7 separate regions of the Homo sapiens genome follow, and regions 2, 3, 4, 5, 6 and 7 are each linked to region 1. The links are chromatin loops, found by intact Hi-C in ENCODE. Cell type or tissue: PC-3. All regions are shown on one strand.

Region 1 (4,000 bases):
TCTGCTAGTGGCATGCGCCCCATCCCCACCCCAACCCCTATGGAAGCAGGAACTGGTGTCAACAACATGCCCTTCTCATTCTCTAAACCCACCTCAGAGTCTTGATCCTTCCCAGGACCACCATCATCTTTCCTGACCCTTGACCTTGCTTCATGATACTTGCCCAATGGCTGTCCCCAGCCACTCACCTCCCATTCTCATTTCCCATGACATCTCCCCTACCTTGTCCACCTTATTCATTTTGCTCTGGTTTTTCCCTGCCATCCATGACAGTAAGTGAGAATGAAGAGAAACAGAGACTAAAAACCAGTCATGGAGAGAAAGTGAGATCCAGCTCCTGGATCTGGGACAGATCCCCAGTGGGACCCTCTTTGCACACCTTCAGAATAATATTAAAGGCATCAGTGGTGCCCCCACTAGGTAGTAAGCATGTGTCCAGTTCCCACAAAAACCCCTTGAGTTGAACTGAAAACAGGAACTCAAACAAATGCACATATACCCATGTTTATAGCAGCATTATTCACAACAGCCAAAAGGTAGAAACAAACCAAATGTCCACCTATGGATAAAGGGATAAGCAAATTGTGGTATAGCCATACAGTGAAACATTCTTCAGCCATAAAAAGGAACACAGTACTGATAGATACCACAATGTGGACAAACCTTGGCCATGTTATGCTAAGTACAAGAAGCCAGACACAAAATGTCACACATTGTACGATTTCATTTATGTGAAATATTCAGAATAGGCAAATTCATAGAGACAGAAAGCAAATTAATGGTTGCAAGGGGCTGGGGTGGGAGGGCCAGTGGGGAGTGACTGCTTAATGAATGTAAAGTTTCCTTCAGGGGTAATAAAAATGTTTTGGAACTTGACATAGACGGTGGTTTATCAACATTGTGAATGTAATATACACTTTAAAATTGCTAATTTATGTTATGTGTATTCATCTCAATAAAATAAAACCCATGCACAGATGTTACTAGCTAGATTTAGTCATTCCACAATTATACATACTTCAAAACATCATGTTATACAAAGTAAATACATACAACTTTATCTGTCAATTTAAAAAAAAAATTTAAAGTGTGCTGGGCACGTAGTCATCCTGGTAAATTAGCAAAGGTTAAAAAAGAAAAACAAGCCTATGAGCTAGTTACTACTATTATTGGTATTTCACAGATAAAGAAATTAGGATGCAGAGAAATCAGGTAACTTGCCCAAGTCGCACGGAAACATGACTCACAGTAATCCACATGCTGTTAGAACTGTATGACCCTTGAAGATTCTCTAGTGCAACCTCATTTTGCAAACTTGGAAACTAAGGCTTGGGTTGGCAAAGTGACTTGCTCAAAAGTCCTGGCCAAGACCAAAACAGACGGCTTCTGATTCCTAAGGGCTCTTTCTGCTTCATCATGTTTGTGGTTTGTGAAATAACATATAAGAATCTCAAAGCACAGTTTGATGGTGCTTTCTCATAGGAAAGTGGGATCGAGTCCAGGAAGGCAAGAAACTGCCAGCCCAGTACCTCAGGCTGTCCCACCTCTTGAGGCTGACCCTACCCAGCGATGATGTTGGCAGTTTATTTCTGGAGTCTAATAAATTCAAGGGGAAAAAAGTCCATTCTCTCCTGCTAGCCTACCGTGAAACTTGAAATGCCCATAGTAAGCATCCCTTTTAATCATTGAATCACCCAGTTCACCAACCACTAGCTAACTGTATTGTGTACTCTTTTCGAGGCACTATGCTGGAATAGAGTGTGGGAGTGTGAGGAATTACTCAGAGGAGCAAGCCCTTGAATAGCCTAGAGTCTTCATTAGTTTGAATCCTGATCTCCTGTATTTAAGCAGAAGGGAAAAGTTTATTAAGCACCGGGGCTTTTAAGGAAGGCAGGATTGCACAGGATCTCAAGTGCATAAGGGAGATGCTCAGCTTTGAAGTTTCAATAAAGGCGCCAGGCACCAGGGCAAGAGTCAGTCCCCAAACATATGTCACCGACTTCATAGCAGTGCACAAAGTGTCTCTGCCTGTAGAAGACTCTGTCTGAACCTTAAAGATCCGGTGTGGTGACAACGGAGCGCATCCCTGTGCAAGGCGAAGAGGCTGCGCTCCCGACGCACTTGGCCGCAGCGCCACCACGTGTTCTCAGGCGTCTGCACATTCCCCCGGCCAGGCATGCGGTTCAGTCTCTGCCTTCCACACAGGTCTGCTAAGAGCTCAGGAAGCGCCATGCACTGTGCTAGGGGTAGGATGAAAGCAGGACCAAGACAACGCTTACAGCCTGGGGGCTGAGCAGGGGATGCAATCACAAGAGGACGGGAGGCTTACCTGGCCTGGGAGTGGGGCTTTCTGAGGACCTCTCAGAGGAGGTGATGTCTAAACTTTCATCCTAATGGAAGGTGGTAGTTATCGAGGCTGGGGACGTGGGGATAGAAGGATATTTTAGATAGCAGGTGTACCAACTACTCAGACTAAGGTGAGAGAGAAAACAATATAATTAGGAAAGTACAAGTATTTCAGTATGGTTGGAGAACAGAGGTATGGGTGGCAGGGGGAGATGAACAGTAGTGAAGATTCGGAGGAAGTAGGGAAAGGGGAATTGTGGGTAAAGATGAAACTGACCAGGCGGGCAGCCATCAGATCCCAAAGAGCCTGGGGTGCCAGGGTGGGATTTGGATTTTCTCCTGAGAGCAACAGGAGACCGCAAAGTTTTCTTAAAAAGGGAAAAATTCTTCTTAAAAAAGGAAAAAGTCTTCTTAAAAGGGGAAGAAGTCTTCTTAAAAAACAGGAGACCACAAAAAAGGGAAAAAGTCTTCTTAAAAAACAGGAGACCACAAAGTCTTCTGGCCGGGCGCGGTGGCTTACGCCTGTAATCCTAGCACTTTGGGAGGCAGAGACGGGCGGATCACCTGAGGTCAGGAGTTCAAGACCAGCCTGGCCAACATGGTGAAACTCCGTCTCTACCAATATACAAAAATTAGCCGGTCATGATGGCGGTTGCCTGTAATCCCAGCTACTCGGGAGGCTGAGGCAGGAGAATCGCTTGAACCCAGGAGACGGTGGTTACAGTGAGCCAAGATCGCGCCACTGCACTCCAGCCTGGGCGGCTGAGCTAGACTCCGTCTCAAAAAAAAAAAAAAAAAAACGAAAAAACGGGAAAGGCCGTTTGCATTGTAAAGTGAGAAGAATGGATAGGAAGGCGGGACAGGCTAGCCAATAGGAGACTGTTGTTTCCAGCTATGCTGCCTGGACCGTGTGGACGGAGAGAGAAGAAGAGATAGGAGATGGCCAGTGGCAGAACGTGCAGTTTGAGGGAGAGGGCGGACTCGGGGCTGGCATCCAGAGCTGTTGCTTGCGCTCTCCACTCTCACCCTCCAGTGGCTGGCAGCAAGGGAGGATATTCACAGAAGCCTGGAGATTTGGGGCAGAGGCAGAGTGTAGCTACGGTAGCAATGGTCCCATTAAGGCTGTCTCATTCCACTGTCCTCCCGGTGCACAACCAACTGCCACGCCAAACTCTCTCCCGCCTGGATTTTGCGAATTATTGTAGGAAGGATGTGGAAAGCTGTAAATGCATGGGGTCTGTATCTTCATGGTTCCCTCCGTAAGGTTCAGAGACAGATTTAAGAGGACCCTTGGAAGAGGGAACTGCTCTAGCCCTAGCCTGCATCTATTGACTTGTCTTTGGTGCTCCCTGGTGGCAGTAAGCTGAATTACATCTCTCTTCCTTTCTCTGTTCCTCTCCATCTGCAGCCAACTACCTGCAAACACAGAAGGGGATCTTATTGCTAAAGAGGCAACCCTAGAGATCGTTGATCCAGACACTATAAGGCACCAACGCTTTTACATCCTCTTTGTTGCAAAATCCAATGGAAACTTCTCACCTCACCCTCAGGAAACTCTCCCTCCTTTGACTTCTCTGACCGTACATTCCTGGTTTTCCTTTTTCAGGGAAAAGACCGTTCCTTGAAAGGGAACCGAAGCAGGTTTAGTCAGCTC
Region 2 (4,000 bases), 450 kb before region 1:
CTATATAGAGAAAGATGTTAGCCTGAGAGCTGTGCAGCTACCTGAAAATCAGAGGTGAAATGAAGGAGAACAGTCTACATTTTAAAATCCCTAACAATTGTTTATACCAACTTACTGTTTCAGAGATACCCCTGGTTTAAAACTGTTTTGGATAATCATTTAGAAGAGGTTTTCTCTTTCCAGTTCATACAAGCTGTAATACATCATGCAAACGCTATTCCCAAAGTGATTATAAGCATGTTTTACATCAAATCTGTAAGTTTTTCTGTAATAAAGATTTTCTTAGGCTACTGCTGAGGGCTTTTTGAATTCCTAGCTTGGGCTGTTTGCAAAGCTTATTCCAACACTGTCTCAGAGCACTGTTGAGGTCATACCTTCAGGGTAATTTAAATGGAACGAATAGGAAGGTCATAATCTGAATCCAATCAACAGTCTGGTGGGAGGCCAGTGACTGTTCTGAAACATGGCATTGAGAGCCCAGATAAAATGTGTTGATTTCTGGTCTGCTTTCTGTTATACCCCAGCCCTGTAAACACCAGGCAAATAAACCTCAAGCACAACAAACTTGAGGCAAAACAGACAAAATTAATTTTATATGGCTATTTATTTAAAGGCAATTCTGTGTGCAAGAGATCTGTCTAAACATGCTTAAGGAAGTAAATCACATTTGTGGGGCATCTTGACCTCCCTTTCTAGCTGGAGACAGTTTCATAGGAACTAGCCTTTTAGTACTTGGTGATGTGTTTTTTAAGGAAAAAACCAAGTTTAAGGGTTGACTGTGTCTTTTAATAGAACATAAATATTTTGTCAGTTTTTATTATTTTCAAAAGGAGGGAGATCACATTTTCAAGCAAGGGAGTTTTGTTTGTCTTCAATCTGATTTTTAATATGCTTAGATAGGGACATTTCTAGGTGACTAAAAGGAAAAGAAGAAATCTATGCCAGGCTTAAGAAGTATATCAATATATATTGATACATATTTGTTTTGGAAGCTATAGGGCCTTGGACAAAATTACTGTAAAGTTTCTATAATTATGAAGTCATTTTATCTATTTGCATCCTAACAAAGGTATACTGTCATCAAAAGCTCAGTGGACATATAAGTGGATGAAAACAAAGTCATTGTGGCAAGCACAGTTTGTGAGAGATGCTGTCATGCTGTAGAAGAAACATTACCCTTAGATTGAAAAGTTTTCTGTCCTTATCCATCCATGTTCTTGCTTTTTGGCCTTAGCTCACCACTTCACCTCTTTCAATCTGTTTCCTTCTTTGTAAAATAAAAGCTTGTCTCCTAAGAGCTCTAAAAAGTCTATCATATGTGTTACGGTTGTTGAGAAACAACCTAAACATGTTATTGAATGAGTCCAGCTGCTCACCTAAGTGTAGTCCCACAGAGTCTTAATGCTCAAGTTTGAAGTCAAGAAACTCTGTTTCTGTTTTCTGTTTTGACACCATAATTAGAGAGGTTGATGGAGCTGGGGGCTCAACCAATACTCTCCAGGCTCAATAGAGAAAAAAGGATAAACCACATGCCAGCATATGAATTCACAGTGAGAAAAATAAACACTAAGGGCACTGGGATGCAAAGATGTTCTGGCCAGTGCACTCTCTTAGTATTGAAATCTCAGGGGAACTCCAGATTACAGTAAGAAAACTGAGCAATGATTATGGACCTTGAGCCAAGTCTTGAGATAGTCTTCAGAAGACTTCCTCCAGTTCATGATGAAGCCTGGTGGCTCCTCTCTAACTCAGAGACAAAAGGCTTTCTCTTTTTATCAGACATTTATTTTTTCTCTCTCTATTTCTCTCCTGGACAGTCAATGCTTAGTGACAATAACAGGATTTTTTGTTTGTTTGTTTTAGACAACATAAAGTCTAAAACTAGAGAGAAGGCATAAATAGACCTGTTCACAGGCTTTTCTCAGCCCTACTACAATGTCATTGAGTAGGTTTCAATGTTTTGATTACTAACATATTCTAGTCTTGCCCACCTGAATTGCTCCTCACTTGCTTTGGATGGCTGACCTTGAGTGTTCCCCTCTCCTCAGTTCAAACATTTATAGACAAGTTCCTTTGTTACTTCACCAGATGGCGTCCCATATATCATATACGGGATTTATTAATACTAGTTTAAGAAGATAGCCTTATTCAAAATCCTTGTGGAAACCTATTGACTTGATAATCAAGTTGGAAAAATATCCATAAGGACTCACTGATTGGGATTGATAAAAGAAAAATGTCAATGAGAGACAGACCAGATTCTCTGAGGTGACAGTTATCATACTTTAGTCCTGGGGTCCATGTTAAAAATGCAGGTTCCCCTGTCAGCCACTGAGATTCTAGTTCAGTAAAAATTTTGTATTCCCAGATGATTTTATATTAGTGGCTGACAAAATCCCTTTCTTCTAAGATTTCTTATTTGCAAAATCAGCTTGGATTTTGATTCATTTCTTTAGGAAACAATTTCATGTTTTAGGAAAAAAAAAAGCCTCCAAATAGAGGCAGGCTTAAGTTCATGGCTTAGAAGTACCTTAGCACCAAAAGCTCAAGTACTGAGTGGTCCCTGCCAAAGTTTTAGAAAGAGCCATACAGAGGTACAACCCACTTCATAGCCATACTTGATGGCTACTGTCAGCTTTATACAATCTCTGCGTGTTTAAATCTATTCTATTAAAATTAAATTTGAGGAGAAAGGACTCTCCACCACCCTCCTTTCAGTTCTATTCTTTCTTTCCTATTCATCACTCCTTTCTTTCCTATTCATTACTGTATCCTTAACGCTCAGCAAAGTGAGTAGCATATGGTAATGATTCAAATATTTGTTGAATGAACAAGGGAAAAGTGAAAATGAAAATGAAACTACACAGATACTATGCAACCAGGAAGCTGAATTCCTTCACCAACACCAGCAAGTTCAACCAATGCTCTACACAAAGGAAACTTTTATTCTCCTCTCACATTCTGTCCTTCTGTCAAGACTCAGAATGTCTTGTTTGTGCCGATCTCATAGGGTATATTATCGAGGCTAGAGCGGGGAGGGAAGTTCTATGCAGAGAACAGGGACTTTGGGGAAAGAATCTGGGAATTTCAGAAGTAAAAGCTTCTCTGTGAAAGATCAGGCAGTTGTCCCTGAACAATGAATGTACACAGGGCTGATTACAAAAGTGACACTTAAGAAAAAAAAAAAAAGACTCTCTTAACAGTGTGGTGACAAATCCTCAAAATAAGAGCTTTGTTTATTTAAGGGCCTGGGAAACACTGAAAATATTGAGTTTTTAGCTAATGATGAACTGCAAATGCAAAGCATTGTGAATTACTCTACTGTCAATCTTAGGTTAATTTTATACTGCTGCAGTACTTGCTAAGTTAACTAGAGCAGTGGTTATTAATCTACCTGCACATTAAAAATCTCTGAAATGCTTTCAGCAATTCTGGTAATCAGATCATACTTCAGACCAATTAAAACCCACTATCCAGTCAGTGAGATTCAGACATTTGTATTTATTAAAGCTCCCAGATAACTCTAATGTGTAGCTGGTAATGAGAATCACAGTTCTATAGGCAAAGGCCTAATTCAGATATCTTCCTAGATTAAATGGGAGTAAGCTATATGTCCAAAGAAGACACGATTATTAGAATGAATGGCCCTTGGAAGGTTTACGCTGGCCTTGCTCTTGGCTATTTCAGATTCTTCCACCATGCCAACAAGGCCTACTTTCCTTTAAATGTTTCTTTCTATGTTTCAAAGCAAATTCAAATACTTTCTTTGCACTCTTCATGAGACAGTTTTCCAAAAATACATTCCTCTTGTTTACTTAAATGGTTCCTTTAATTTCACCTTCACTATAGAATCTACTAGAAAATCTGGAGGAGGGATGGTTATGTTTCTTTTTTTTTTTTTTAACTTTAAAGCAAAGAATTTTAATTTGAAAGTTGAGAAAATATAGCAGAGAAAACTAGTCATTTGGAATGTTATGAGAGAATTTGAAAAAAATATTAT
Region 3 (4,000 bases), 270 kb before region 1:
TATCTGGAAGAGCTATTCCAGGATCTTTTCACTCCAAAGAATCTTGATTCAGAGAGTAATTAGGGAAGATAAATGAGCTAAAGTTCAGATTGTTAGCAACTGTTATAAATATCTGAGAGAAAGAGACTATTACGAAATGTAAAGTTGATTTATTTTTCTGTGCTATGTTTATTCTTCTAAGTTCACACATATTTTTTAAACATTCACTAAAATTGTTTCAAGGTACCACTAATTTAAATTTGTCACAGTAAATCCTTTATTAGATTCTAGTTTGGTTTATATCATGCTGTATCCTCAGCAGTTAGCATAGAGACCAGCAGTAAGAAGTTGAGTGAATGAGTTCATTAAACAAATGTCACTAAGACAGTCACTTTGGTGGGTCCATTGAACAAAGTTCCTCATTAACTGGCTTCATCTACCTAAAGATAAAGCTCCTTCACACTTTGTTTTCTATGAGAGGTCATTGATTCACAGAAAATAATTCATTAGGGATGACATATGTAGGAACAACTTGGGTTTTTTTATATTTTTAAATGGAAATGATCCAAACTCTATGCATTTACATCTTACGAAATATGAGATAAATCTCTGTTAAAGAAGGTACTAATTCTAAAGAAAAGCAGAAAAAAATTACATACTTCAGTTTCATATTAAAATTTCCTGACGGAAGGGAGAGACAGTCAAATGAGGAGGAACAAGGAAAATCAGAGCCATAAGGAAGAAATGATGAAGTCAGGTGTAAGAAAGAAAATTAAGCAAAATGGAGAATACTCATGTACATTGCCTTTCCTCCTACCCTCTGCAGAAACTCCTGATGCCCTATTCTGATTCCCACTCCCATTTATCAGTGTTGATCCTGACCTGTAAAAACAACATAATCCAAGTCTCCTCATCCATGCAGCCACCACTTGAACCCTAGCACACACCTACCCTGACCTTGGCCCATGAAAATACCAATTTCTTCTCATTCTTTCACCCATCTCTCTAACCATAGGCTCTGTGGTGATAAACAGTTGGTGTCCACCAGAAAGACCATCTTAAACTACTGAATACTTTGCTACTTGGTGAATGCTACTTTCTGTAGCTCCCTGGCCTGCCCCTTTCCTGGGACCCCTCAATTTCCACACAGTTTAGCAACCATAGTTAAGATGAAGCACAGCACTGTCTCCCAGGCCCTGCACCAGTATCCATGTCTATTGGTTAGTGTCCTTGCCATGTCAGTTATTAAATGTCTTAAAGATCATCCCTGTACATTACAGCTGCAAACATTTACCTGCTCCCTATTGCCTTTGCCAACCCAACCAGACCCTAGGTCTCTATCAGTTAGTTTCAGAAACCCCAAAACAACAGTGAATGAAATTAGAGGGAAATCTGCTTGTCTCTCATGTAATAGAAATCAGAAGGTAAGCAGCCCATAGTGTATGCTGTAGCTCCAGGGTTATCAAGGACTGAGGCTTCTCCTTTCTTTTGCCTCACTGTCCTGTTGTGTGGTTTTCATCCTCAAGGTTACATTCATGATACAAGATGGTTGCTGGGACTCCGGCCACTTGGCCCATGTTCCAGATATCAGGAAGGAAGACAGACAAAAAAGTAGATATCTCCTATCTGAAATAGCTTCTTTCAAAAGCCTTCCCAGAAGTCCCATATAACATTTCTGCTTATATCTTATTGGAGAGCATTCAGTCACATGGCCACACCTGACAGAGTGGGAAGCTGGGAAACGTAGTCTTTAACTGGACACACTGTTTCCCTGCATAAAATTGGGGTTCTATTTTGAGAGAAAAGGGAGGGAAATAGTAGTGTCAGGTCCCTTCTTCACAGAAGCCTTCACTTGGTCCTGCCAAAGATTTCCAGCAGAGGGCATCTGAGATATTGACACCCTCACTTACAGCAGGAGGAGAAGGCCTGGGGCAGCTGAAGTCCCTGGGCCAGTTACCTGTGGCTGTGAACAGCTTCATCTGAGAATCTAAATCCTTTCCAGTGTGTTGCACAAAGTTCGTTTTCTCTTTTGGCCTTAAAAAGAAAAACGTTGGGAAGTGCTGGCCTAGAGCAAACTTTTCAAGAAAACAGAGGCTATGGTTACAATATAGCACCCTTCTTAAGCCATTTCATTAATCACTACTTTTTTTAGTTCATGCTGAATCTTAGCTTAGAATCAAGAATGTTCTGGGCACATTGAAAAACTTCACACTAACTTGACTCCAGAAGGCAATACAGTCTCCCAACTTGAACCTCAGGAGCACTTTCTGCAGCTGCCTTTTTCATAGCCTGCTCCTGAACAGTTTCTCTGGATGCCACCTCAAAGTCCATCGTTTTTCTTTTGTGGAAGAATGAAATAATGTCTCATGCCAGCAATGCAAGAGCCCTCATGGCTGGTTTTTCCCCGTGTAACAAGGTTCCTCCATTTTTTCATTTTTTAGATGAATAATAAATCCTGTCTGCTATTTGTTTCTTTAGCTGGGGTTATTGGCTGCTGTAATTTGGTATTTGGGTTAATATATTTGTCAGAGGCTTTTCCCAGCAACTACTTCTTAAGAAACACAAATTTGACCAAGGTTTCTGCTACTAATAGATTATACACATACAATTATTACATTAGATGAAGGTCTGGCAAGCAAACAGATAAAAAGAAAATATAATCACTGCCCTCAAGAAACCTACATCTAGTAAAATGAATATTTATTCAAGTACATAATGTGTAGTTTTTTTTCACCTTTATTGGAATAAGACAACAGATGGATGGGTTGACTAATTGATAAAGGAGAAGCAATTTGTTAAGTATATTATTGACAGCATAAATATTGTGTTGAGAGAGCTATTAACCCACGCTCAATCCAGGGCAGGAGCTTTTACACAACACACTTAAGTACAAATATAATAAGATTTTTGATGAAAGATCTAAAAGTGTTACGCTACACAATTAAATACTAAATCTTAATAAATAGATAGGGTTAAACTCTGTCTTTGGCCTTACTGAGTGCTTGGTACCTACATAATTTGTGCTCAACTCTTCTCAGTGACAGAATACAATCAAAGGTTGAGCCCCGGCTGATAAAATGATTGGAACTTTAGTTTGATTTTTATGTATGTATGGTGTTTTTTAGCACATTATTTGAAATTTAGCAGACATCAACTATTTGCTGGGCATGCTAGGCACAGGTGCAGGCAGAAGAAAAATAGGATACTTCTCTTATTCACTAGGAGATCAGCTGGGAGGCGCAAACCTCCAAATTATGACCTATACTACAATATGGTCTATATTATAAATATGCAGGTATTACATCATAAAAATTAAACATGAGTTAACTATGTTTTTATCAGAGTACTTGTGTCTATATAAGAATTGATGACAAGTCTCTACACACTTTAATAATATATCCTTATTTTTTGAATAATAAGATTATAAGTAATATTGTAAACCAAATATATTAATTACTTGTAACAAAAGCAATGATTATACATAATATAAAAATTCATTATTTCTAGGCAAGTAACATTATGGTATATCTTGTACTATTGTATTATTCTGTTTACTTTTTGAAGAGGATGCAGATGAGAATTGATGATTATTTGATCTTTGTATACATAAAAATGTATCTTTTAATGATAAATTTGGAATGAATCTATGAATTCTGTACCAAGCCCCCATTTGACTCACTAAATTGAATGTGCTTAACTTTCTGTTGGGAAGACCACTGGGTTCTTCCTGATCCTTTACGTTTTGGACATGAGATAGGACAAGAGCTCTGAGTTGAGTCTTCTCACTTGAATCTCTAGGGCATGAGCAAGAAGCCAGTCAGACCTGTGCTTACATGTGTGGCATGGCAAGCAAGCCAAATTTCAACTGCTGTGTTTTCAATAAGTGTTCAGCGACTGTTCTAAGCAGTCAAAAATTGATCTGAGAGTTGATAGAGTAACTTGCACTTTCATAGATGATGGAAGAGTGTAGTAGATGGAACCATCTGTACATAGAAGTATTCTAGTGACCTGGCATTAATGT
Region 4 (4,000 bases), 400 kb before region 1:
TCTTAAAATATCACAAGTTGTAATACACATTAATTTTCTTTTAGGCCATTTTTAGTAGAATTAATTATTCCATCCCTGATCAATAGTATTTTAAATAGGTTTTTGGGGGTTGACTAGTATATGTTCATTTCACCTACAAATAATAAGTGCGTCTTTTTAACATTTGTATTTCTCATTTCTTTCTCTTTCCTAATTGTATTGAGTGCCACATCCAGAATAACATTAAACTAGAATTTTTCAGCACTAATGCCATTAGGGGTCAGACAAGATTTGTTGTGGGTGCCAGGGAGGGCTGTTGTATTCACTGTAGAATATTGAGCAGCATCCCTGGCCTCTACTTAGTAGATACCAGTAGCAATATGACATGATCAAAACATGAGTTGGAAGTAAGTGAGAAAGCAAAGACAGTAGATTTAGAAAGTGAATATTGAAGGGTAAGATATTGGTGAAGTATAATCCATTACTAAGCCACTTTGATATTATTTTTGAATTATGATATGTATTTACTTACTTAGGTATCAGCTATGTAGCACAATTTTATCTATTAAAAATCTGCAGAGATAAAAACTATAGCAAAAACTATCAAAGTTGTTATTTCTGAGTGTTGAGTTCTTAGAAAGCTTTTTAACTTTTAAAATATCTTTATATTTAGTTGAATTCATTTTTTGTAATTGAGCATACATATATTTATAAATAATACCATTTAGAATATTAATATACATCATTTTGTAGGTGTCCCATAGTCACAATTACGTTAAAAGCTGGATCATTAGAATATCAAATAAAATATTAAAGCTCTTCATTTATGGATTATAGAAATGTCTTCTTTATATTTTCTAAATTTTTTGCAATATACATGTATTATAATGAAAAACAAAGTTACTTTTAGAAAGGAAATTTTTTGGAGATGGACCTTGATAAAAAGCCCTGAGGAATGATTTTGGAAGTAAATTGTAGAACAGAGTTATTATCTCTGGAAGTATTGTTGGGTGACAAAAATCTGAAAATGTCCTAAATTGCCTTACAGCCAGTTTTATCTCATAGGAAACAGAGACAATGGATAGATTGTTTCCTATTATTAATACAGATTGGTGCCAGAACCAGCTACACAATTTTCAGAGCCCAGTGCAAAAGAAAATACTGGGCCGTTTGTTCAAAACTTATTAAGAATTTCAAGATAGCAACAGCAGAGTATTAAAACTAAGTGGGTGGGGCCTTCTGAGCATAAGACTCTGTGCAACTGTGTAGTAAGCCACACGCCCAATAAAGCTAGTCCTTCCTATATAGGATCATTTGTTTATAAAAAAAGAATTGGTGGGACCTGGGAGAATACATTCATTTTACAGTTCATGGTAGCCAATGAAAAGTATGCCATAGATTTTAGAGAGATGGTCATTAAAAAAATCAGAAAAAGTATGTATGAATTCATAGCATGTATCTTAGGCCATAGAGAGACAGAGAGGAAGTTCTTGAAAACTTTAATTTTCATTTCAAAATTGCATACGAGAAAACATAGGGCAGGTATACGAAAAAAAAAAGCTGATTATAGTGGCTTTCTCAGATGAGTTCAAATTTTAAAGAACTTGTATATGAGAGAAAAACAAGGGCATGAACCCAAAGGTGAGTGTCACAGGGTACTATAATTGTACAGAACAAGACCAGGCTTATCAAAGTTCAGAATGATCTGAGTCTTGGGGAAAAGTTTCACTCTCACACACACACACACACACACACACGTGGGATCTTTGTAAGCTCTATTAGAACAAGAGCAAGGAAAGGATGTCAACCGCAAGTTAAGGAGTTATAGGCATAAAATGACAATGCCTGGATGGTAAAGTAGCAGGGATGCTTTTGCTCCTGTCTGACTAGCTAAATTGTGAGAGTGCTGGGTAGTGGATAGGAGGTAGCCTGAGAAAAATTTTCGGATACATTTTCCAAAACTCTTTTCTATAGTCTGTTCTTCACAACATATCAGTGACTTACATTGAGATAAAGTGGTGAATTACGTGAAAGTTTCTTGAAGCTGAGAGACAGCTAGTATTTTCAGTGAAGGAACCGTTATCTTACACAATCTTAATAACTAGAATCATAGGTCAAATTGGATAAGATGAGTAAGAATCAGTGCAAAGTTCTAATGTTTGGTCAAAAAAATCAACTGCAAAAATATAATACAAAAGAGACGTGACTTATCAACAAAGACTTAGGTTTGTCCAACATCGATGTGATTAGGTTAATCATAGATGTATGCCATTGAATAACAAACGAGAGGACAGTGCTGTGGGCAGATCACACCTGATGTCCTGGGTATAATTCTGAGGGTCAAGATGGAAGACAGTGACACCTGTAAATTACAGCCACAAAGAAGAGGCTGAACATATGACTAGACTAAGCCATGGTGTGTATATGGGGCAAGAGGAACTCTCATATCCTGCCTGGGGTGCAATCACTTTAGAAAATAGATTGATCTTATCTTGTAAGGTTAAAGACATGCACACCCTATAAGACAACATTTCTGCTCCTAGATGTATACCTTGGAGTAACAATTACCTGTGGGCACCAGGATACATGATCTGAAAGGTTCCTAGCAATGTTGTGCATAATAATACACCACTTGGAAAGTTCCCAAATGTGCCTCAATTGCAGAATGGATTTAAGAAACCTGTCATAATTCAGTAATAAAAACAAAATATAGCTACACACATCAATATGCATGAATTTTATAAACAACATGTTGAGCAGAGGAATTAAGACACAAACAGACATATGTGTGTATGTGTCCATTATACAAAGCTAAAAAAAAATACAGGCAAAACTAAACTAAAACATTTAGGGATATATAGTTATGTGAATAAACTACCAAAAGGAGGGGGAAAAAAAGAAGCAAATAAGCAATTACCTCAAAAGTTAGGATAGCATTTTGGCTGGGCGCGGTGGTTCATGCCTGTAATCCCGGCACTTTGGGAGGCTGAGGTGGGTGGATCACTAGAGGTCAGGAGTTCGAGAACAGCCTGGCCAATATGGTGAAACCCCGTCTCTACTAAAAATACAAAAAATTCAATGGACGTGGTGCGGGCACTTGTAATCTTCACTCCCCGAGAGGCTAAGGCAGGAGAATTGCTTAAATCCAGGAGGCAGAGGTTGCAGTGGGCCAAGATCACGCCACTGAACTGCAGCCTGGGCGACAGAGACTACGTCACAAAAAAAAAAAAAAAAAAAAAAAAGATAGTATTTTTTTCTCCGGGGGTCTACAGGACATGAATAAATTAGAGAATTTGAAGGTGCAGGCAATATTCTGCTTGCCATCCTGGGTAGTGTTTAGACAGGTGTTTATAATTACACATTATGCTAATCATTTATAGGGCTGTACATTATATCTAATATTCACAAATTTGGAAAGGTTAAAAAAGATAAGGGCTTCACAGCTGTGTGAAGATGTTAAAAAGTATCTTAAAGTGTAAAACCCAGAAAAGAGAAGACTCGCTGAGAGCCTGACAATTATCTTCAGTTATTTTGAAGGATATTATGCTATAGTGGAAATTTTGTTTTTGTTTACTTCACACTCTTCTTTCTCTGGGTTCTGAGACCTGTTTTCCTGGAAATCGCCCCTTCCACTTTTCCCTTCTCATTTCAATCCCATGGTTGACAGCACCCACTTCAATACTGTGTGATCCCCTCCTCACCCACCTTTCCCTCTCCCTACCCCACATAGCCACCATGTATTAGTTGAGAGAATACCTGACTCTGATTAGGTCATGAGAGTTCATTCTCTATAAATTTACATTCAGGATCCAATAGGGCAACTAGAATTTATTGACTGAGTCAAGGTAAAATGTTTGACTATGTAGAAACAATTACAGTGATACTTTCTCATAAGGTACTTACTGCCAGCTGCTTGAAGGTGTTTAAGTATGGCCTGAATGTCTAAGAAAGAAATGCAAATGAACAGAATATAGGAATAGCTTTGCAAAAACAAACAGAAAAACTCCTGTGAAAGTTCTTA
Region 5 (4,000 bases), 310 kb before region 1:
CATTTTCACAGAAATAGAAAAAACAATCCTAAAATTCATATGGAACCAATAAAGAGTCCATATAGCCAAAGCAATCCTAAGCATAAAGAACAAGGCTGGAAACAGCACAGTATCTGACTTTAAAGTATATTACAAGGCTATAGTAATTAATACAGCATAAGCTGGAAACAGCACAATATCTGACTTCAAATTATATTACAAGGTTATAGTAATCAAAACTTCTTGGTAGTGGTATAAAAATAGACTCATAGACCAATGTAACAGAACAGAGAACCCAGAAATAAATCCACATATTTATAGCCAACTGATTTTCAACAGAGGCACCAAGAACTATGTTGAAAGAACCCTCTCTTCAATAAATGGTGCTGGATAAGTTGGCTATCCATATGCAGAAGAGTAGAGCTGAACAGTATTTCTCACCACATACACAAATATCAACTCAAGATGGATTAAAGACTTAAATGTTAGACCTAAACCTATAAAACTACTAGAAGAAAACATAGGGAAAACACTTCAGGACATTGGCCTAGGCAAAAATGTTATGAATAAGACCTCAAAAGCACAGACAACTAAAACAAAAATAGACAACTGGGGGCTATATTAAACTAAAAAGCTTCTGTACAATACATGAAACAATCAACGGAGTGAAGAGACAACCCATTGAATGGAAGAAAATATTTGCAAACTATTAATCTGACAAGGGACTCATATCCACAACATACAAGAAACTCAAACAACTCAACACTAAAAAAACAAACAATCCCACTAAAAAGTGTGCAAAGGACACGGATAGACATTTCTCAAAAGAAGAGGTACAAATGGCCAACAGGTATATGAAAAAATTCATCATCTCTAATTATCAAATGCATATCAAAACCACAATAAAATACCATCTTACCCCAGTTAGAATGGTTATTATTAAAAAGACAAAAAACAACAGATGCTGGAGAAGATGTGGAGAAAAGGGAACTCATACTGTTGGTGGGGATGTAAATTAGTATGACCACTATGGAAGGCAGTATGGAGGTTTCTCAAAAAACTAAAAACAGAACTGCCATAAAATCCAGCAGTTCCACTACAGTGTATCTATCCAAAGGAAAAGAAGTCAGTATATCAAAGGGATACCTGCACTCACATGTTTATCACAGAACTATTCAAAATAGCCAAGATATGGAATAAATCTAAGTGTCCATCAGCGAACAAATGGAAAAAGAAAGAATGGTATATATACATAACGGAATACCATTTGTCCATGGAAAAGAATGAAAACAGGTCATTTGCAGCAACATGGATGAACTGGAGGCCATTATGTTCAATGAAATAGGCCAGGCAACAGAAAGACAAATACTGCATGTTTTACTCATATGTGGTAGCTAAAAAAGTTGATCCCCTGGAGATAGAGAACAAAATTATGAGTACCAGAGACTGGAAAGGATGTGAGGGTGGGAAGGGGAAATGAAGAGAGGTTGGTGAATGGGTACAAACTTATAGTTAGATGGAAGAAATAGGGTCTAATGTTAGCTAGCAACTGGGGTGACTATAGTTAGCAATGATACATTGTATATTTCAAAATAGCTAGAAGAGAAGATTTGAAATGTTACCAACGTATATAAATGATAAATACTCAAGGTGATGGATACCCCAAATACCCTTCTTCTTTTTCTTCCTCTTCTTTTTTCTTCTTCTTCCTCTTCTTTGATCTCTCCTTGTTCTCCTCCTTCTCCTTGTTCTCCTTCTTCTCCTTCTCTTTCTTCTTTTCCTCCTGTTCTTCCTCTTCTCCTCCTCCTCTTCCTCTCCCTCTCCTTCTCCTTCTTGTTATTCTTTCTTCTTTCTTCTTCTTTTTTGAGACAGAGTCTCATTTTGTTGCCCAGGCTGGAGTGCAGTGGCTCGATCTCGGTTCACTGTAAACTCCGCCTCCTGGGTTGATCCTTCCACGTCAGCATCCTGAGCTGGTGGGACCACAGGCGCACGCCACCACGGCCGCCTAATTTCTTACAGAAAAAAAAACGGTTTCTGCTACCTTGCCCAGGCTGGTCTTGAACTCCCAGGCTCAGTCGAGCGCCACCCCCTCCACAAAGTGGTAGGATTATTTGCGTGAGCCACGGAGCCCTGCGGAGACTCTGGTTTTACTTTCTGCTCACCTAAGAAGCTCCTGCTGTGTCCCTAAGTGTTCCCGCCTCGCCTCTCCCCACACCCACTGCTCCCTAACTTCTCTCACAGGCCCCCAACGGCTTCCTCCTGCGCTGGCGCACGCTCAGGTCTTACCCGCCAGCAGGTGGCGAAACACGATTTTCTGTCCTCTGCGGCTGAGCCCTAGCGTCCCCTCTTCTCTAAGGCCTTTCGCCTAGTTCCAGCCTGGATACGCTTCCATAGCAAAGGGTTGCCCTTGGCTACAGGAGGACGCGGGCTGGCAGGCTTGGTTCCTGGCGAGTTTCTAAGCCCCCGCCTGCGGTCTGAGGCACCGGCTGAACCATGTCGGAGATCCTGTGCCAGTGGCTCAACAAGGAGTTGAAGGTGTCCCGGACCGTGAGTGAGTGACCACGGCCAGGGGCGAGCGTCTGAGGGGCTAGCGGGGCGCAGAGCCTGCAGCGCAGCGCAGCGCACTCAGGGAAGGTGGCGGGCAGGGCGCGAGCTGCACAGGTGGGGCACCTGCGTAGCCGGCAGCATCCCACAGTGAGCAACTCGGCTCGGCGGTGCCCCAGGTCCGTCCCGCCACCTCCCTACAGCTCACCCCAGCCAGGGCAAGGCCTTGTCACGTCCCCACTCTGCCGCTCTCGAGTTACCCTTGTCACGGTGGGCCCAACCCGCAGGCATTCTGACTTTGTGATGTGGTTCTAGGCAATCAGAGGGTTTAGGAAGGTCTCCTTTGCTTCTGTGGAGAGGGAACTTTGCTGGACTTTGTAGTCTGACCCCAACGATGCCTCCTTCACATCACCAGAAGCAGAAGCATGGTGTGGTGGCTAGTCGATGAAATATGAAGCCACTGGACAAGTTACAATACCTTCTCTGAATGTGTTTCCTTCTCTATAAAATGGACCTAATAATGCTTTCCATACTTAACTGACCAGCAGGGGAGGGTGGGTGAAAAATAAGTTAATGTAGAATATGTTAACATTTACAAATTTTAGTAAATTTTAAGCCCCAAATCACAAACTAGCTATTTCTGGTCACTATTGGCTCTTGCCCAAAGCTGACCTTATTCACCAACCTAATTTTATCCTAACCATGCAGTTGCCACCCAAAGTTTCCAAGTCTGACAACCACAGAGACAATTTTACATGCTGGCAGCTTCCTTGACTGCCCTGTAATTCTTCAGGAGTTCATTTTTCAGTTGGTTTTGTTTGTCTTTTTTTCTTTTTTTGCTTAAGGGAAGAGGTTTTCAGGGCAAGTCATTTCAGTCCATTTTCCCAGAAGAACTTGCTTAACACCAGCTTGCTACCAGAGAGGCAGTGGTGCCAGTTCAACCTTAGCTTATCTACAGAAGTTGCTAGATCGGTAGTGTTTCTGTGGGTGCAAAGTAGTTATTAATACTCTCAGCATGAGGATCTTTAGCACGGAGCATCTCCTGTTGCATTTCTTGAGGCATAAACCTCAGACTCTTTCTTTGTCAAATAACCATCTACACACTCCCTGTGAACTGCAATAAATTCTTTCCTGGTATTCTACGATTATCCCATTGTGTCTCCAACTGTTTATTTGCTAAAATATGATGGACTGAGGACAATATTTAGCATTTATTGTTTCTTATTCCTGTCTCACCATAGGAGCCAAAATAAAATATCATGCCCTTAAGTTGTACTCTTCTAAAAGAAAAGCAGTTACATATTGCTTAGTTTAATTTAGTTCATTTATTTTATTAGTAAAAACCACACCCGGGCCGGGTGCGGTGGCTCACGCCTGTAATGCCAGCCCTTTGGGAGGCCGAGGTGGGCAGATCATGAGGTCAGGAGTTCGAGACCAGCCTGGCCAACATAGTGAAATCCTGTCTCTACTAAAAATA
Region 6 (4,000 bases), 700 kb before region 1:
AGGATTACCAAGGAAGTCAGTGACAGAGCGCCAGCCTCACCTGCTAATGTTGGATATTGCCAATCTTGAGTCTAATGGCTGGGCTTGGGAAGGGTCAGGAATATTATCCTCCCATAGGTGATCTTGTTGTTGCTACCCGTTAATATGTATCACAAGCCAAGCACATGTTCACACCACTTAAAAGCACCCACTAGATTTGGCTATTCCTGCCTTTTAGAAGAATCTTAATCCGGTTGGCTGATGCAAGTGCCTGATATTGGGGAGCTTGGGAGCACTGGGTAGTGGAAAAAGAGTGGGTGCCAAAGTCAGACAGACCTGGGCTTGGATCCTGGTTCTGCCTTTCCTGAGCTAGGCGGATGTGGGGTGTGGGGTTGGGGGGTGTATGTACATTTCCATGTTTCAGTTTCTTTACTGGTAAAGCTTTAAATGATAACTCATACTCTGCAATCTTGCTATGAGAATTAATTGAGGCAATGTGTGAAAGTGCTTAGCACATCTTAAAGGCTCAGTAAATAGTAGGCATGAATATTGCTATCTTTGCATGCAGGAATACCTCACCAAAGTATACTGATAGATCTTTGGCTACTCTGTGGATATCCAATTTCCTTTTAAGTTTCCGATGTTTCCTTCTTTCATTGCTACATCATCTGACCACTTGCAATGGAGGCACCAGGACCCCATGGAGAGAGAGTACATGCTGAGTTGGCTACATCTGTGCCAAACTGTGAAAGATGACAATGGAGATATTTCTCTCTACAGTTTCTGAAGATGGACCCAGCCACAACACTTCTTTCCATGCCTGGCTGTTTTTAGCTGCAGGCACAGCACTAGCTGTTTTGTACTCAAGATTATGGGTCAAAAGAGAACTGAGAGACAGGTCAAGTATCCACGCCGGTCTGGACATACTTTACTTGCCGGCAATACATAGTGCTCTCCTTGACACTGCACAATTCGAACAGCCAGTCTGACTCTGTATTCTGAGGCCACCACTCCTTTTTGTGCATAACTAGACCAGAACTAATTTTACTCATTCTTCTACTAATGTAAGCCCCATAGGAGAGAGAGAGTAAGCTGTTCTTAAAAGCATGAGACTATTGAACACTTATTTATGGTGCCACATTAATATTAAGAAAAAGTTTATCATTGACTATGGGCTAGGCATGATTCATAGTATTTCCATTCTCCCAACAACCATGCAAAAAAAAAAAAAAAAAAAAAGCAGCATTATTTTCATTGTGCTGACAGGAAAAGTGAAGCTCAGGAAAACTCAGAGGCTTGCTCAGTGTGGGAGTCAAGATCTGAAGCCCAGTCTGTTGAGCTCCAAAGCCCTGTGTGTTTTCTGATGTGCCTTGCTGGCACTGCTAGTGGAACACCCAGGGTCCCCAGAGATGTGAGTCCTTAGTCCTCTAAAGGCAAAGTACAGAGGTTCAAAAGAATATGGCTGCCTACTCATACTATGCCTCAGGGAGCAAAGACTGCTTCATTTCCAAACAAAGCCTTGGCCTCCCTGCCATCCAGCTAGGTGACCTGAAGAGCACTCTGATTCAGACAGCGATCCTCTTTAGATGGCTCTCCAGGGTTGGTGGGACTGAAAATTCTAGGGGTAAGGACTGTCGCCTTAGGAGAGTCATTAAAAAGGGTTGTGAGGAGGGGTCCCCTGGAGTCAGAGGCTGGTAGAGCTCTGGAGAGAGCATGTGGGGAGCTCACCCATGACAGGGGAGCTGTCTCCTTCAGCAGCGTGGCTGACTCCAGACCCCCAAGAAGGCTGTGGATTACTCCCACAGTCAGCCCAACCAGCAGCAAGGAGTTGGCTGGGTGGTCTTGATACAGGAGGAGGAATAAGGGATTGTCACCTGGGATTCAGGCATGGCTTTCAGGGAGTATCCACAAACCCTCAGGGATTGCATGTAAAATTTTATGTACATGCCATATGCATTTTGCCCCAGGAAGAGGACTCACAGCTAATTCTCAAAAGGACCTATCACCCCTAATTTTTAAGAACCACTGAAATTAATATTTTCATCTGCTCCTCTCTTGCACTATTCAGCACTTCCACCTCATTAAACATTTATATATATATTATATATATTTCTATAATATATATATATAATTAATTAATTCCCTAAACTTTGCAGAAAAAAAATCGAAGCCCAGAGAGGGTAAGTATCTTGCCCAAGTTTGCACAGCTGATGGTCAGGATTGGGATTAGCAGCACTTCCCTGGTCAAGTGAAGCACGATTTCAGGTGGGAAATCTTGCCCGGTCAACTTGACAAATGAAGACAAAGTGATCCCTCCAGACTAATAATAATGTTTTGCAACCATTTTCAAGTCCAGTCATAGAATCCCCTACGTTGCTTGTTTTCAGGGCAGTGTGGGTTGCTTCCCCAGGATACAGGTAGAGGTCACTAAAAGGATAGTTTTCTACTCAAAGAGCCAGAACTCCAGCCCTTGCCTTCCCCTGCCGTAGCACTCGGGCCGGCCCTCCAGTTACCTGAGTTTGCCTGACTTTAACCAACTCCTCTTCCCTTCCCTCCTCCCTTCTCCAGCGGGCTCTCCTTCCAGCTTCCTCCCGGGCTGCAATTCCTCTGCCTAGGTGCCTCCGTCCAGCTCCGGCTTCTGGCCCGGAGGCTGCTCATCTGCCCCTACCCCCGCTGACTTTTGGGAGGAGCAACACCTTTCAGGTCAGCATTGCTAACCCTAAACTTTCCCCGCCGGATGCCCGCGAGGCTGCTGCGGCGGCGGCTGCTGCTGATGGGAGAGTCTCGAGTCCGGCTTTCATCACATCACCTGTCTGCGCCCCTTCCCCCTCCCCGCTCTTTTTTTCTTTTCTTTTTATTTTGACGCAAATAATTTGCATTCTGAGAATCCCACAATCAACGCCGAAACTCATGCTCAAGGATACAGGTGAAGATGCCTTTGACAAAGGCGAATGCGAGCCGAGTGCAGTTTGTAAAAGCTGGGGTTGGGGGCAGTGGTGGAGGCAAAGCACCTTAAGAGTATTTTTTAGCCCCTCTGAGAAGGGACATCCGGGCGGGAGGCGGGCGGATCCCGGGCTTCCCCGCCGGCTGCCGACTCTGGCTCCTGGCTGGCGTTCTCTCCAGGAGCCCGCGCCGGTGGCCCCGCTCTCCCCTTCAGCACGCGGGCCTCGAACCCGCATCCCGGAGAGCGGCCGCCCGCGCAGCCCCTGCCGCGCGCCGTCGGAGGCGGCCTCAGCTCGCCATGGGTACTCACTTTTGCCAGGGAGCAAAGTCTGCCACATCAGTCGATGAGTACTTCCTGCACGAGGACATGAAGCTCCATTGTGTGGAAAGCTGTTTCGCGAACGGTCGGTAAAATCCAGAAAGAGGGAGAAGGAGTGAGTAAGGCAGAAAGCCCAGCCCAGAAAACCGGCGTCTGGGGATTTCAGCCTCCGCTCCCCGGTCCCCAGCCCGGTGGCTCTGTGAGAAGAAGCTCAACTCGGTGCACTTGTTCACTCTTTCTTCATGAGAGGAGGAGTCAGTGTTGCAACATTTATGTTCCTTGCTGGAGGCAAAACAGTGATTTTCTTCAGCATGCAAAACGTCCAGAGCCTGCCAGTTTTAGAAGGCGACGGAGGTAGTTGGGGGAGCTGGAATCCTGCGAAGACCTGAAGAAACAACTGATTCCCCCCAGATCGGTTTTGCATGATTAGGGCCACATATCTTTCATTGAGACTGTACCAGAAAATAGACAGACAAAACAATAATAAAAATGACTTAGTGAGTTGAATGACCTCAAAGATGATATTTTTCCAGGCAGCCAAGATGTGGAGTGTCTCCGTGTCAAATTTCTTTCCTTATTTCTGAGTAACATTGAACAGCAGCTATATTTGAGAGGTTCTCCAGGGATTTGAATTGCACCTTGCCTGAGGAGTCAGATAGAAAGGAGCAAAAGAAGATAGTCAGTGACCTAAGAAGGTTTTGCTTTTTTTTTTTTTTAATACCCAAAGCGCAAACTTCTAGTGTGCTGTGTTTATTCTCT
Region 7 (4,000 bases), 210 kb before region 1:
ACTCAAACTCCTGGGCTCAAGCCATCCTCTAGCCTCAACCTCATCAATAGCCGGGACTACAGGTGCATGTCACTGTACCTGGCTTTGGCATCATTTTTATCACAGATACAGTTGTCTTGTTGTATAGGCACATTCAGTTGAAACAAATCCAAATACAGCCATATGCTCCAAATGGATTTGTGATTAACTTTTAAAAATGCCACAGCTAGTTCCATTAAAGAGTTTATGATCAAATCCACTACCAAATGTTTATATTAAAGTTAGGACTAAACATCTCAATGTGACAGAATAATGCTGCTATTAGAGCTATCATTCCAGAAGTTTCAACCCATAGTCTGTCTTCAGGATAATTTTAACTCAAAGTAAAAACCTGAGCCATTTTATGCAGTTCACAAATGTAACTGTTTACCTATGGGAAATAGCATTAGCTTGCTTACAATCATATAGCCCAGGCTATTGAAGTAAATCATCAATGATTTTTGTGTGTCGAATTTTGTTTAGAAGCCCCGCATGGTAAGCAAGAATCTCTTCAGGAAGGAAAAGGGAAGAAAGGTGAGACCGCACTCAAAAGAAAAGGTACAGCAGATAAAAATATATATAATTACATGTAATTCTGCATTTTATAACTATCTCAGTGAAAATAGCTAGATTTGTATAGTAGTATACATTGACCACTTCTCTCAGGCATTTGTAAATCATAAGCCCTTGCCAAAGAATATAGTCGCAAACTTTCTGCATCCTGGCGCTTACCAAAGGCCCTGCTGAGAAAAGTGATGCTTGCAGGGATAATTTAGACAATATCTAATATACAGAATATCCATTTATCAGAGATATTTTAGCTGTTATCCTTGGACTAAGCTGTGCCATCCGAAAGCTACATACTGAATCAAGTTTTCTTGGACCCCTTATTGGATTTCCTTCACTGATAAGCACTTCGGTAAAAAATAAAATAAAAATCTTACATTACCTTAGAACATTTACAAAACTAAGAAAGGAGCCTTGGTACAATACTGTTAACTAAAGCAGAACATTTAATTTTTGCCATCTATTTTTAGTGGAACTCTTGAAGTTTTTGAGACCTGTCTACATTTTTTTGTAATCCTTTAAGCCAGTAATTTATAAACAATTAAAAATATGAACTGGAGCTGGGCGCAGTGGCTCATGCCTGTAATCCCATCAGTTTGGGAGGCTGAGGTGGGCAGATCCTGAGGTCAGGCGATCAAGACCATCCTGGCCAACATGGTGAAACCCCATCTCTACTAAAAAAATACAAAAATTAGCCAGGCATGGTGGCACACACCTGTAGTCCCAGCTACTCAGGAGGCTGAGGCAGGAGAATCCCTTGAATCCGGGAGACACGGAGGCTGCAGTGAGCCAAGACTGCGCCACTGCACTCCAGCCTGGGTGACAGACTCTGTCTCAAAATATATATATATATTTTATATATATTTTATATATAGTATATATATTATATATAGTGTTATATATTTTATATATAGTATATATGTTATATATAGTGTTATATATTTTATATATAGTATATATATTATATATAGTATTATATATTTTATATATAGTATATATGTTATATATAGTATTATATATTTTATATATAGTATATATGTTATATATAGTATTATATATTTTATATATAGTATATATGTTATATATAGTATTATATATTTTATATATAGTATATATGTTATATATAGTATTATATATTTTATATACAGTATATATATTTTATATAGTATATATTTTATATACAGTATATATATTTTAGAATTTGAATTAACAAATGTTTACAGCTTGATGTAAGTTCTTGGTGTAACTACATACTGGCAACGGATTTTAATGGTTTTACTTTGTTCTAAATTGTATCTCATGCAAGGGATTTTAATTCTTATGACTTGTTTGAGTTTCTTCAGAGAATTTTTCAACCATCAAAGAGTAAAGAGAACCTTGCAAATATTTTAGAGAACTTTGAGTTACTTTCCCCACCCCCAACCCCACTCCCTGCTTTTTTAAAGAGTCATAAGTTCCCTGGAAAATTTATGTCATGCATACACCCTCAATAAGTGAACTTTTAAAAGCCTATTTATGAGGGGTGGTGTCCCTTTTACGGTATTTGGATATGTACTCTGTAACTATTTTTTAACAGTCAGGTACTTTTAAGTTATCTATTTGAGCATTAACAGGTTATTTTTATTGATTTTTTTTATTGAAAATTCTTTTGACCTGACATTCGTATTTGGTATTTACTTTGTATTTTTTTTCTTAATATTACAATTACATGGCCTCAGTTCTGAAATGCAAGCTATTAAGTCCAGCTTGTTTTTAGGTTAGGTTGGTTTGTCTTTTGGGTTTATTTTTATTTATTTATTTATTTATTTATTTATTTATTTATTTATTGTCCCTGACTGCTTCCCTACTGCCCAAGTATCTTACAACTTAAATTAATCTGGTGGCATTGCATTGCTTGCCTTTTTCAGTTAATTGTAAATGCCTATGGCTTTATCCATGCGACACTATCTCTAAAATATCAGCCTTGCAAAATTTTCTTCTGCATAACGTTTGATTATGAAACAATAATGTTTGATTTTAAGTTGTTGTTTCTTGTTTTGAAACAGGGTCTCACTCTGTTGCCCAGGCTGGAGTGCAGTAGTGTGATCATGGCTCATTGCAGCCTTGACCTCCTAGGACCAAGCAATCCTCCCACCCTAGCCTCCCGAGTAGCTGGGACAACAGGCATATGCCACCACGCCTGGCTAATTTTTGTATTTTTTTGTAGAGATGGGGTTTCAGCATGTTGCCCAAGCTGGTCTCAAACTCCTGGGCTCAAGCAATCTCCCCGCTTCAGCCTTCCAAAGTGCTGGGATTACAGGCCTGAGCCATCACCCCTGGCCAATTTTAAGTTTTTTATATAATTGTTTATTGTAAAGAATTTTGTTAAGAACAGTTTTTCTGAAGACTTATGTTTTCACTCAAAACTCACTAATGACTTTCCTTATTTTTCTAATTTAGTAGGCCAACTTTAATGTCCATTGAAATGAAATAAAACTTCCAGTTTTAAAAAAAAAAGTCCTCCACAACTTAACATAGCAGTGGAGGTGAAACTTTTATTATACCAATAATAACCTGGTATTATATTTTCTGAAGGAATATTATGCCCACTACATCATTCCGTGGCCCCTATATGAAATCCTAGGTGATAAATTTCGTTCAGAATCAAGGGACAGGAAAATGTCTCTTCCTCTGGGTGATTAGATAATGGGCGCCTCAAAATGAGAGCATTTTCCTTTGTGTTTTGGCTGACTAGAAGTTCAGAAAAAAACTCGTGGCTCAGGTTTAGTATCTGTGCAAGGACCTAGATCTCCATGTCTGCCTTCTAATTCCTCTCCTGATTTTGAACTTCTACTTTAAGTTATATTTTTCCTGACCCTAGTTTCATTTATGTTCTTTTTTCTATTTTACTTTATTTCTGTGAAATAGGGGGATATAATTTCTTTTTTTTTTTTTTTTTGAGACAGAGTCTTGCTCTGTTGGGGGTATAATTTCTAAAGTAATTGATAGCTGGTGAAAGAAAATCCCAGGCTCTAAAAAGCGTATCAGTTAGATTCATATTGAAGGTGCTGTAGCAATAAATTAACTAAAGATTGAAATGCAGTATGCATGCATGCAATTTACTTCTTCCAGGTTCATTCAAGGGGCATTGTCATGAAGTATGTGTCTTTTTTAAACTGTTCATCACAAATTGCCAGTGCTGTTGCAGTCCAAGAGTGTGTACTGTTCAAAACATAACATGCTAAAATCGATGTTTGGACATTCTCAAATGTCCAAACATTTTTGAGAATCATAACCATGATTCTCAAAGAGAATCTCACCCTTCTCTAATTATATGATATGTTGGGTTTGTATAACTAGAGCTAATTGGTGAGTTAACACTGAGATAAAAGTTTTAGTTAAAATTTTAAGGGCTATAATTTATGCTCAGCTCTCA

What was found. Peaks named below come from ENCODE experiments on the same cell type or tissue, not always from the same donor. Only the 100,000 strongest peaks of a DNase experiment are listed, where the experiment ranks them.
Region 2: a loop joins it to region 1, with 25 times the contacts of the local background. A loop is called at or near these places in 3 of 110 quality-filtered maps.
Region 3: a loop joins it to region 1, with 14 times the contacts of the local background. A loop is called at or near these places in 51 of 110 quality-filtered maps.
Region 4: a loop joins it to region 1, with 4 times the contacts of the local background. A loop is called at or near these places in 2 of 110 quality-filtered maps.
Region 5: a loop joins it to region 1, with 12 times the contacts of the local background. A loop is called at or near these places in 68 of 110 quality-filtered maps.
Region 6: it touches region 1 in a loop (3-fold over the local background); 11 of 110 quality-filtered maps call a loop at or near these places.
Region 7: a loop joins it to region 1, with 9 times the contacts of the local background. A loop is called at or near these places in 2 of 110 quality-filtered maps.

Annotation. Positions count from the first base shown.
Region 1 is chr5:35,922,949-35,926,948 of GRCh38, forward strand. All of the region lies in intron 1 of CAPSL (calcyphosine like), which reads right to left. Among named protein-coding and RNA genes, the nearest start is that of CAPSL, 14 kb to the right of the region's middle. RefSeq lists a silencer at 1,979-2,273 and enhancers at 3,471-3,520, 3,611-3,690. In PC-3, CTCF peaks have their summits at 2,137, 2,348 and 3,687 (motif pointing left); DNase peaks (open chromatin) are centred at 1,353, 2,133 and 3,693; H3K4me3 peaks cover 1,832 bases; H3K27ac peaks cover 1,186 bases.
Region 2 is chr5:35,476,450-35,480,449 of GRCh38, forward strand. No RefSeq gene overlaps it. Among named protein-coding and RNA genes, the nearest start is that of SPEF2, 140 kb to the right of the region's middle. In PC-3, no CTCF peak of the experiment used is centred here; no DNase peak of the experiment used is centred here; H3K4me3 peaks cover 1,214 bases; H3K27me3 peaks cover 641 bases.
Region 3 is chr5:35,649,503-35,653,502 of GRCh38, forward strand. All of the region lies in intron 6 of SPEF2 (sperm flagellar 2), which reads left to right. Among named protein-coding and RNA genes, the nearest start is that of SPEF2, 34 kb to the left of the region's middle. RefSeq lists a silencer at 3,905-4,000. In PC-3, a CTCF peak has its summit at 1,854 (motif pointing right); a DNase peak (open chromatin) is centred at 1,869.
Region 4 is chr5:35,525,891-35,529,890 of GRCh38, forward strand. No RefSeq gene overlaps it. Among named protein-coding and RNA genes, the nearest start is that of SPEF2, 90 kb to the right of the region's middle. In PC-3, no CTCF peak of the experiment used is centred here; no DNase peak of the experiment used is centred here; H3K27me3 peaks cover 1,964 bases.
Region 5 is chr5:35,615,526-35,619,525 of GRCh38, forward strand. SPEF2 (sperm flagellar 2) reads left to right here and starts at 2,338. Exons shown (of 37, transcript NM_024867.4): 1 at 2,338-2,530. The coding sequence starts at 2,473. RefSeq lists an enhancer at 2,381-3,188. In PC-3, a CTCF peak has its summit at 2,272 (motif pointing right); a DNase peak (open chromatin) is centred at 2,326; H3K4me3 peaks cover 1,611 bases.
Region 6 is chr5:35,227,036-35,231,035 of GRCh38, forward strand. PRLR (prolactin receptor) reads right to left here and starts at 3,452. Exons shown (of 10, transcript NM_000949.7): 1 at 3,233-3,452. In PC-3, a CTCF peak has its summit at 2,402; a DNase peak (open chromatin) is centred at 2,456; H3K4me3 peaks cover 1,316 bases; H3K27me3 peaks cover 3,797 bases.
Region 7 is chr5:35,712,311-35,716,310 of GRCh38, forward strand. It overlaps SPEF2 (sperm flagellar 2), which reads left to right. Exons shown (of 37, transcript NM_024867.4): 20 at 502-576. Among named protein-coding and RNA genes, the nearest start is that of SPEF2, 96 kb to the left of the region's middle. In PC-3, no CTCF peak of the experiment used is centred here; no DNase peak of the experiment used is centred here.